Regions from separate parts of the Homo sapiens genome. Here region 2 is linked to region 1. A link is a loop called in an ENCODE intact Hi-C map of the cell type or tissue named here. Cell type or tissue: heart right ventricle. All regions are shown on one strand. Each heading gives the region's core, and the rest is flanking DNA. Links, peaks and the distances in the headings are about the cores only.

Region 1 (4,403 bases), core at 215-4,214:
AGGTTACTCTTTACACCTGACTAGAAATAATTGCTATGTAAATGGTCCCATAATGTTTCCTCTAACAAAGATTCTACACAAGAGAGCATTTAACGTGAAACAGCTTCATGGGCCATTTAGATGAAATCCCCATTTTTGTGGCTGGGAAGTGCTGAATCGATGCTTTCTATTTAATTCTCCTAGAAAGCTCCGGACCCATGGAAAGTATGGAACGAAAAGTAACATCCTAGGATGCCTTCTCCAGGCTTCATTTACCCCACTGTACTGAAGGCATTCTAAGACTTCAGAGTCATTGCTTTGGAAATAAATGGTAATCTGAAATGGAGGCAGATGATTTGATTTTGTTATTAAGTTTAAGGTAATTAGAGACATAATTTGTTTCCCTCTAATATGGCTATTAAGTACAAAGTCATCAACAAAGCCCAAGATGCTAGTAGGAAAGAAGAGAGAAAATGCTGATAATTCACTGTCTACTCTTTTTTAAATCCTGCTGCTGTCTGCCATTTCCTACCCCAAGGCATTATTTTAACCCTGACATTATTGTGATAGCTTATATTCAGGTATCACTTTACATTTGTTAATGTGGTACTCTACCAATTATCTAACCTAAACTTGTGAGGTAGGGAAGCCCTAACCTAGTAAAGTAAAGAAGCTCTTCTCATACTCATTTTACATTTGAAGAAGTTGACATTTAGTGAGGTCAAATGATTGGGCCATTATCACCTAAATTTGAAGAGGCAGAGCAATATTAATAGTAAAAAAAAAACCCAGCTCTCTCTGTTTTTTTTCTCTTACATTATGTTGCATCTAGAAGTCAACATGAAAAATATCACCTAGATAAATAGATGCTATTGGGAAATACAATGGAATGTATTATTCCACATATCCTGCATTAATACTCAATATATTATTGTATTAATGTGTTATTACACAGCTCCAAAACTTTCCCCTTTTGTCTCAATCTTGTTTATATATCCCCACTCATCCCCACAACTACACAAACAATCTGTCTTTCATTTCTGCAGGTTTTAAGGACCCAGGACTTTTCCTTTTTATTAATTATTCCATCATCTACTAGAGTCATCGGTGTCCTGGTCACCCTTCCCATCACCAAAATGACCAAAAAAAAAAAAAATTGAGCACTATTTATTTTAAGGATTTTCTTCCAGCTAAAAGAGAAAATTTTTAAATTATTTGAAGGAATTACCTAAGGAACATGTTAAGATTACAGGTTCCTAGAATCTGTCCATAGAGAATGAAACTGTTAGTACTTCATTGGGAGCCCAGGAATTTGTATCTTTAACAAGTACTGCAGAGAAATTTAATTAAAGTTATTTTCAGACCTAAGAAATATTGCAACTAAAAAGGTAATAGAAACAGCACAGTGGGAAAGTTACAAATGCCCTTAATCCTAAGAATTTTGTAGCTAGTGTCCTCTCTCTTTGTTTTTGTCTCTTCTATGATAAGATTCTTCCTCTCAATTATGTTCCTAAGGGACTTCTCTAACCTCCACATTCTGACAACAACTTAGGGCAGGCCATAAAGATGTGTCTAGTCATTACTGTATTGGACAAAACAGCTCTAGAGTCTATGGACATGCCTGTCCACATACTATTAGGCTTTTATCTTTTACTAGATGGTGAGATATAATAGCTCAAATGGGTACCTCAGTGTAAATCAGAAGTTCCTTTTTTCTTCTGTTACTAATATGTGAGCTTCAGTTCAGTATTGTCATCTGTAATATGATATAATAAAGCTTATTTGCTAAAGATTGTCAGAGGATCATTTAAGATAAGGCATTTTCTTTTTAAGATAGACTTTATTTTTAGAACTGTTTCAGGTTGACAGAAAAATTGAGCAGAAAGTACAGAGAATTCTCATATATGTCCTCCCCCATCTCATCTGCTGCCCCCACTGCCAGTTTCCCCTATTATTTATATATTCCATGACTGTGGTACATTTGTTACAATTGATGAAACAATAATAATACATTATTATTATTCACTAAAGTTCATGCTTTACATTAGGGTTTACTTTCTGTGTTGTACATTACTGCGGGATTTGACAAATAAATGTCATGTATCCACTAGGAAAAACATCATGCAGAATAGTGTCACTGTTCTAAAAACCCCTGTGCCAAAATACACTAGGGAGCAAGATGGCAGAATAGAAGGCTCCACCAATCATCCCCTCCCACGACACTAATTTATAACTATCTACACAAAAAAGCACCTTTATAAGAACCAAAAATCAAGTGAGCACTCATGGTACCTGGTTTTAACTCAATTTCCCTGAAAGAGGCACTGAAGAGGTAGGATAAACTGTCTTGAGTTGGCAGTGCTACTGCTCCTCCATCCCCTGACAGCAGCAGCATGGCGTGGAGTGTGTTTCTGTGTGCTGGGAAGAGAGAGGGCGCAGTGATTGTGAGGTATTGAACTCAGTGCTGCCCTGTTATAGTAGAAAAGAAAATGGAACCAAACTCAGCTGATGCTCACCCATGGAGGGAGCCTTCAAACCAACCCTAGCCAGAGGGGAAACACTGATGATAGCAGTGGTGGGAACTTGAATTCATGCATGCCTCGCCACCTTGTGCTAAAGTGCTCTGGGGCCCTTCATATACTTGAATGGCAGTCTAAGCCACAATGACTGTACCTCCTGAGACACCAATGGGGTGGCTAAGGGAGTGCTAGAATCACCCCTCTCCTAGCCCCAGGCTGTATAGCTCTCAGCTCCAAAAAGAATCCATTCCTTCCAGTTGAGGAAAGCAGAGGGAAGATAGGGGAGAACTTTTTCTTACTTCTCAGATACCAGCTCAGCTACAGCAGGATAGGGCACTGGGCAGAGTAGCAAGGCCCCCCTACGAGGTCTAAGCTCCTAGATGACATTTCAAGACATAACCTGGTCCAAAAGGGAACCCAATGCCTTGAAGGGAAGAACCCAATCATGGCAGGATTCATCACCTCTAACCAAAGAGTCCTTGGGCCCTAAATAGCCAGCAGCAATACACAGATACTACAGGGCCTTGGGTGAAATTCTGAGACTTGCTGGCTTCAGGTGACACTCAGTACATTACCAGCTGTAGCGACTAGGGGGCAAGACTCCTTCTGCTTCAGAAGAGTAGAGAGAAAAGTAAAGGGAGTTTGTCTTGCACCTTAGGTGCCAGCTTGGCTGCAAGAGCGTGGAAAACTAAGTAGGCTCTTGAGGTTCCCAGTTCCAGGATTTAGCTCCTGGATGACATTTATGAACCTTCCCTGGGATATAGCGGAGCCCATTGCACTGAGGGAGAGTTCTAAGCCAGACAGCATTCACCACAAGTGGACTGAAGAGCTCTTGGGCCTTAAAAGAACATTGGCAGTAGTCTGCCAATAATCCCCATACCTGTGTGGTGGTGATGGACATAGGATGAGGCTCTTCTGCCTTTGGAAAGGAGAAGGAAGAGTGGGAAAGATTGTGTCTTATGGTATGAGTGCCACTTCCCACAGTACAGTAGAACATGAGGTAGACTTCTAAGGTTTTTGACTCTAGTCCCTGGGTTCTGGAAATCACTTCTGGACCTATGTGGGGCCTTGGGGGAACTCACCACCCTGAAGAGAAAGACAAAGACCTGGTTGGCTTTGCCACCTTCTGATTGTAGAGCCCCAGGGACTTGAGAAAACATAGGCAGTAGCCAGGGAGTGGTTATAGTAGGCATTGGGTGAAACGCTAGGTTCAGGTGTGACCAAGTACAGTCCTAGTTGTGGTGGCCACAGAGATGCTTGTGTCACTCTACCCCTAGCCCCAGCAGGTCTGTTCCCTTACTTTCTCCAAAAGAGGGTCTCTTTCCATTTGTTTGGGAGAAAATAAGGGAAGAGAGCAAAAGTCTCTGCCTGGTAATCCAGGGAATTCATTGAGATCTTGTCTAAGACCATCAAGGTGGTAACTCTATGAGTCTGCAAGGACCAGAGTGTTAATTGGCTTAGGGTTCTCCCTAAAATAGAAACAGCTTGTATCACAACACCCAAGTCTTTTCAAATATCCGGAAAGCCTTCCCAGGAAGGATGAGAACAAACGAGCCCAGACTATAAAGACTACAATAACTACCTCTCTAATGCTGATATATAGACAAACATTTACAAGTCTCAATACATTCCAGGAAAACATGACCTCAGCAGATGAACCAAATAAAGCATCAGGAACCAATCCTGGGGAAACAGAAATATGTAACCCTTCAGATAGGGAATTCAAAATAGTGTTTTTTGTTTTTGTTGTTGTTGTTGTTTTGTTTTTTTTTCTTGAGCAAAATCAAAGACATTCAAGAAAACACAAAGAAGAAATTCAGAATTCTAACAGGAAAATTTAACGAAGAGATTGATATAATTAAAAGAGTCTAGCAAAAATTTTGGAGCTGAAAAATGCAATTGGCA
Region 2 (4,403 bases), core at 295-4,294, 150 kb before region 1:
TGTACCCTATGAAGATCAGGGGTTCTTTGGAAGAACACCCAAATAATTCTAATGAAGAATCTAGGTTCTATGTATATTGAGTTACCTCTACACAGAGAGGTTTACACTCTAGGGCATGCATTTCAAATGCTGGTATCAGAACATGCTCAAAGGGGATTGCTAACTACATAATATAGATTAGAAATAATGTTTTTATGAGTGAAACAGTGTTTAAGATATGTGCGTGGCTATTTGACTAGAATAATTGTGTCCTTACATCACTTTTGTTTAATGGGTAAATAAGAATTTGATGAACCAGGCACTTGAGTCCCTCACACTAGTGCTATAGAACTAGAATTTCATTTGGTCTTGTTTTATTCCACTTAAAAAAGATTCTGCCACTGAACCTTACAAGAATAATGGTTGATCTTGCTATCAAAATATTTGTTGTATTTGCCTTGGGTCAGTCTTTCAAACACATTCTCTGTGTTTGACAGAAAGTCAAGACTTCAACAAGTCTACAAGAATTGGTTGTAAAGTTGTTATATGCCTGCTTAGATAATAAACATCACTTTGGGTGTCAGTATTTGGTCTGAAAGCAAGTGGTATACTTTCTTTCATTGTATACCACTCAATTGAGCTTGTGGAAAGAGCTGACATATAGTTTCTACCTTCTTCTAAGTTTGGAGAAGATACCAATATTTACCAAAGATCTAAATATAAATGGCCATATTGACTTAGATCAGCTCTAAACAGACAGCTTCCTGGAGGAAGTGATGCTTGTGTTGGGTTTTGAAGCCTCTCTAGTTGTGCTCCAGCTTTTATAGATTTGAAAACCAGCCAGTCATTTCCCCAACCTGCTAAACAGAGCTGTGCAAAGAACACCAGCTTGAGAATAAAGTGAATGTCATTGGAATTCCAGTTCCCTCACTGCTTCACTTTTGACCTCAGGAAAGGTTTGAATGACTCCAAGTCTGTTTCAATGTCTGTAATACAAACAAAAGTTTTATTTGAATGATCTATTGCATTCCTCTGCAATTCTTTGATGGTACATACTGAAACACGACTGGGTTGAACAGATGTGTCCTTTAAGGAAAAGAGAAGCTCATGATGCTGGTGAGAAAAGAATCAAGAATCAAAGGGGAGACTTTTCTGAGTCATTCATCTCTTAGCAGTTATTTGCTGAGGGCCAGGTCTCTTATATAGTTATTTAAGAAGTACTGTCTAGTCAACATGGCACATGTCAAACTAGGCTGTATATTTGGGCAACATCATCCCCTTTCAGTGTCATTTTTCTCATCTAAATTGGAGGCTAAATATCAACAATTGTAGGCTGGCTTTGAAAAGTAAAGCTAATGTTTGTAAAGGGAAAATGCAGTCTTGGGTATATAATAAGCATGTTAGGAATGATAGCTATTATTATCATTACATTAATGACAAAATACCAAACACGGTCACAGAACTGTACCAGGGCAGTGGAACACTGGAGGAAAAGAAGAGAGGGACTACCTATACTTTGAAAGAGAGTGAAAATGAGTGCTGTGGTATGAGCTGTTTTTTCTGAAAAGAAAAGGGAAGCATAAGTTTCAAGAAAGATTGTATATGAACAGGCACATACAATCTGAATAAAAATATTAAAGAATACTTGAAGAATGAAAGTAGACTGGATAACTGAAATGAAGAATGAGAGTAATAAGAGATAATCCTATAACATAGATAAGGACCAGATCAGGAAGGGGAAGAAAACTGATAATTGTTTTGTACCCTATTTACTACACAGAAACCTAGGCATATTTAATTATTTACTTTTCAGAACCACCCCACAAATTAGGTGTTTTGAACCGCATTTTACAGTTGAGAAAGCTGGCCTTGGGAGTCATTTAAAAGGTTTACATATTATTCTTTCAGTGATAGGGAGCCTCTGAGAGCCTTTAAGCAGGTGAATGACATAAATTATGCAGTTACCAAGAAAGCTGGCTTCCCTGGAGATCCTTACAGAAATGAGGCCACACAGCTACCTTACAGATCTTTTCAAACAGCATGTCAGGAGCCACATGGGTGAAGCAGGAAGCAGGAATGACTGTCAGCAGAAAGGCTAGGCTTGGCTGGCTCCAGCTGGGGGAGGGATCTCTGGGGAGACCTGTCATCCAGGGCTGCAGGCTTGTTCCATATCCTCTTCTTGCTCTTCCAACAGACTTTCCCCTGCCAGATACAGGTCCCACAGGATGACTGCAATGAGCTCATAATTGTGGGGAGAAAAGTTAGTCTGAGCTAAATCACTGCTGTGGAACAGAAACAACCTTGACTCAGAACAGCTGTTTCTGAAAAGTGTACTCAGAGCTTTCAGAACAGCTTGTAACAACCCGGAGTAAAGAGCTTGGGCAAAAAGAATGTGCGACAATCTATGTGAAAATAGAAGTATGATCAAAACCCAGAATTTCAGAGTGGAGACTGAAAGAGAGGTACTAAGGTACCAAAGGGAAGCCTATCTGGGTTTGGAAAATTTGGTAGCAGAGATTTCTTAATATGTGACTGAGTAGCTTATGCCAAGAGGAAAACATCATAGAATGGCTCTTCTATGCCTGCCCCCAGCTGCCCACAGCTGGAAGCTGTGATGAATCATAAAAGACCTCAGAACTGGTTCAACACCAAAGAGTTTAGTCTTTTCACTGTCTTTACATTTGGGGAAACTGAGGCTCAGAAAAGTAAATTAATCTAGATCAGCTAATTGATTTGCTAATTGATTTACTCATTGAGACCCCAAAAATTTCAAGATGAAGAGGAATCAATGAATCTTAAATCTAGCCTGATTTTTGTGGTCAAGATCACCCTTACTTATCTCTGAAAATATTACAACAATGGGAAGTTAAGAAGAAAGAAATGTCAATGGTTCATGGTTATCAAAAGGGAGCAGCTATATCCTGGGCTCCTATTGAGTTAAGGATAGGGACAGGAATTAGACAAGCTGGGTGGAAGGGATGCAAAGATTCTGGGTTGCACCTGGGCCAGGGTGTGCCAGGATGTTAGCCCAATGGCCCTTCAGCTGGACGTGGGTGTTCTTCTACCATAGTGTACCTATGAGTAACAACACACCAACAGCTTCTACTGAGGATCCTGCATATTCTTTTTGGTATCTTCATATATAATATCTATAAATGAAGAATGAGACTATCATAATGTGAAACTATATGATAGGGTGAATCTTGGTATTTATTTAGAAAAGCATACAGGAGGTAGCTAATTGAAACAATTTTCTTTCTTTTATTTCTGTAAACCATCTCTTTATGCTATTACTTGACTGCTCTGGATACTGAAAAATGATTTCTGATTTAGTCCCAAAACATATGCAGTGTTTTCATAAATTAACAACTCTAACTTATAACAACAACAAGCACACTGGCCACATATAACATGATTGAGGTCTAGATGTTTATCCAATCAGAGTTTAAGGTGAAACTCCACTCAACTGATTTTATAGTTAATAAGGGATTCAGAAAGATGAAAATTCAGAACCTCCCATGTTCAAATGAAAGTATGAATGTTTGAAATAGAGACAGCTGTTTTGTTATTAGTTAAATATTGGATATATTTCATTCTATCAATCAGTGAAAGAAATGATGGAAGGGGCATGCTTTTTGGCCTTTTAGATGGAAGAGCACTGACATTATTGACCACACAATATAAGTTAGATTTTTTGTATGCATATTCACTGCTGACTTGCATTACTTACATTAACTTATTGACATTCAAAGCAGCCTTATGAAGTATTTTTCACATTGTGCAAATGATGAAGTTCCAAGAGGTTAATATACTTGAGCAAAGTCATATAGTTTATGTCAGAGCTAGAATTAAATCCATGTCTGTTTGATCTCAAGTCAACAGTGTTTCCACTTCATCACTTTGAAGAAGTACATGACATCTGCCAGATCCCATGCAAGAACAAGAGTATGTGCCAGGACTAGACACTGGACACATCTGTTACCTGTTGGCAGACTAGATGGAATATATGAATGGCTTCTGCCAAGAGGCCTGCAAATTGTCTTTGATGTCTTCATATCTGAAATCTATAACTTTGATGAATGAGGCTATCCCACTGTAAGACTATATGACAAGGCAAGAAGGCCTGTTCTTTCTCACCTATGATTAAACAGGCAGCTGAGAATAATATCCTTAAATGTTTTACTTCAGGGTTCCTCCCATCCAAATTGGGACTCCTGGTAGGACATCTTGCTATTCTCTGAGATGAAGAGACCTTAGATGAATCCCTGTTTATGGTTTCCTCTGGTTGCCTTTTATGTGAAAAGTTATTCATACTCAGAGGAGATGAGATGATATGATCTGGGGTCCAATTTGTTGAATACCATAATGTATTCTGTTAATCACTATCACCCCGGAGCCTGACTATCACAGGGATTTTTTTCTTT

What was found. Peaks named below come from ENCODE experiments on the same cell type or tissue, not always from the same donor. Only the 100,000 strongest peaks of a DNase experiment are listed, where the experiment ranks them.
Region 2: a loop joins it to region 1, with 2.2 times the contacts of the local background. A loop is called at or near these places in 2 of 110 quality-filtered maps.

The regions. Positions count from the first base shown.
Region 1 is chr10:83,392,415-83,396,817 of GRCh38, reverse strand. No RefSeq gene overlaps it. Among named protein-coding and RNA genes, the nearest start is that of LINC02650, 280 kb to the left of the region's middle. In heart right ventricle, for the core only: no CTCF peak of the experiment used is centred there; no DNase peak of the experiment used is centred there.
Region 2 is chr10:83,537,875-83,542,277 of GRCh38, reverse strand. The region is part of intron 1 of LOC105378394 (a long non-coding RNA gene); the gene reads left to right. Among named protein-coding and RNA genes, the nearest start is that of LINC02650, 140 kb to the left of the region's middle. In heart right ventricle, for the core only: no CTCF peak of the experiment used is centred there; DNase peaks (open chromatin) are centred at 2,117 and 2,578; H3K27ac peaks cover 4,000 bases.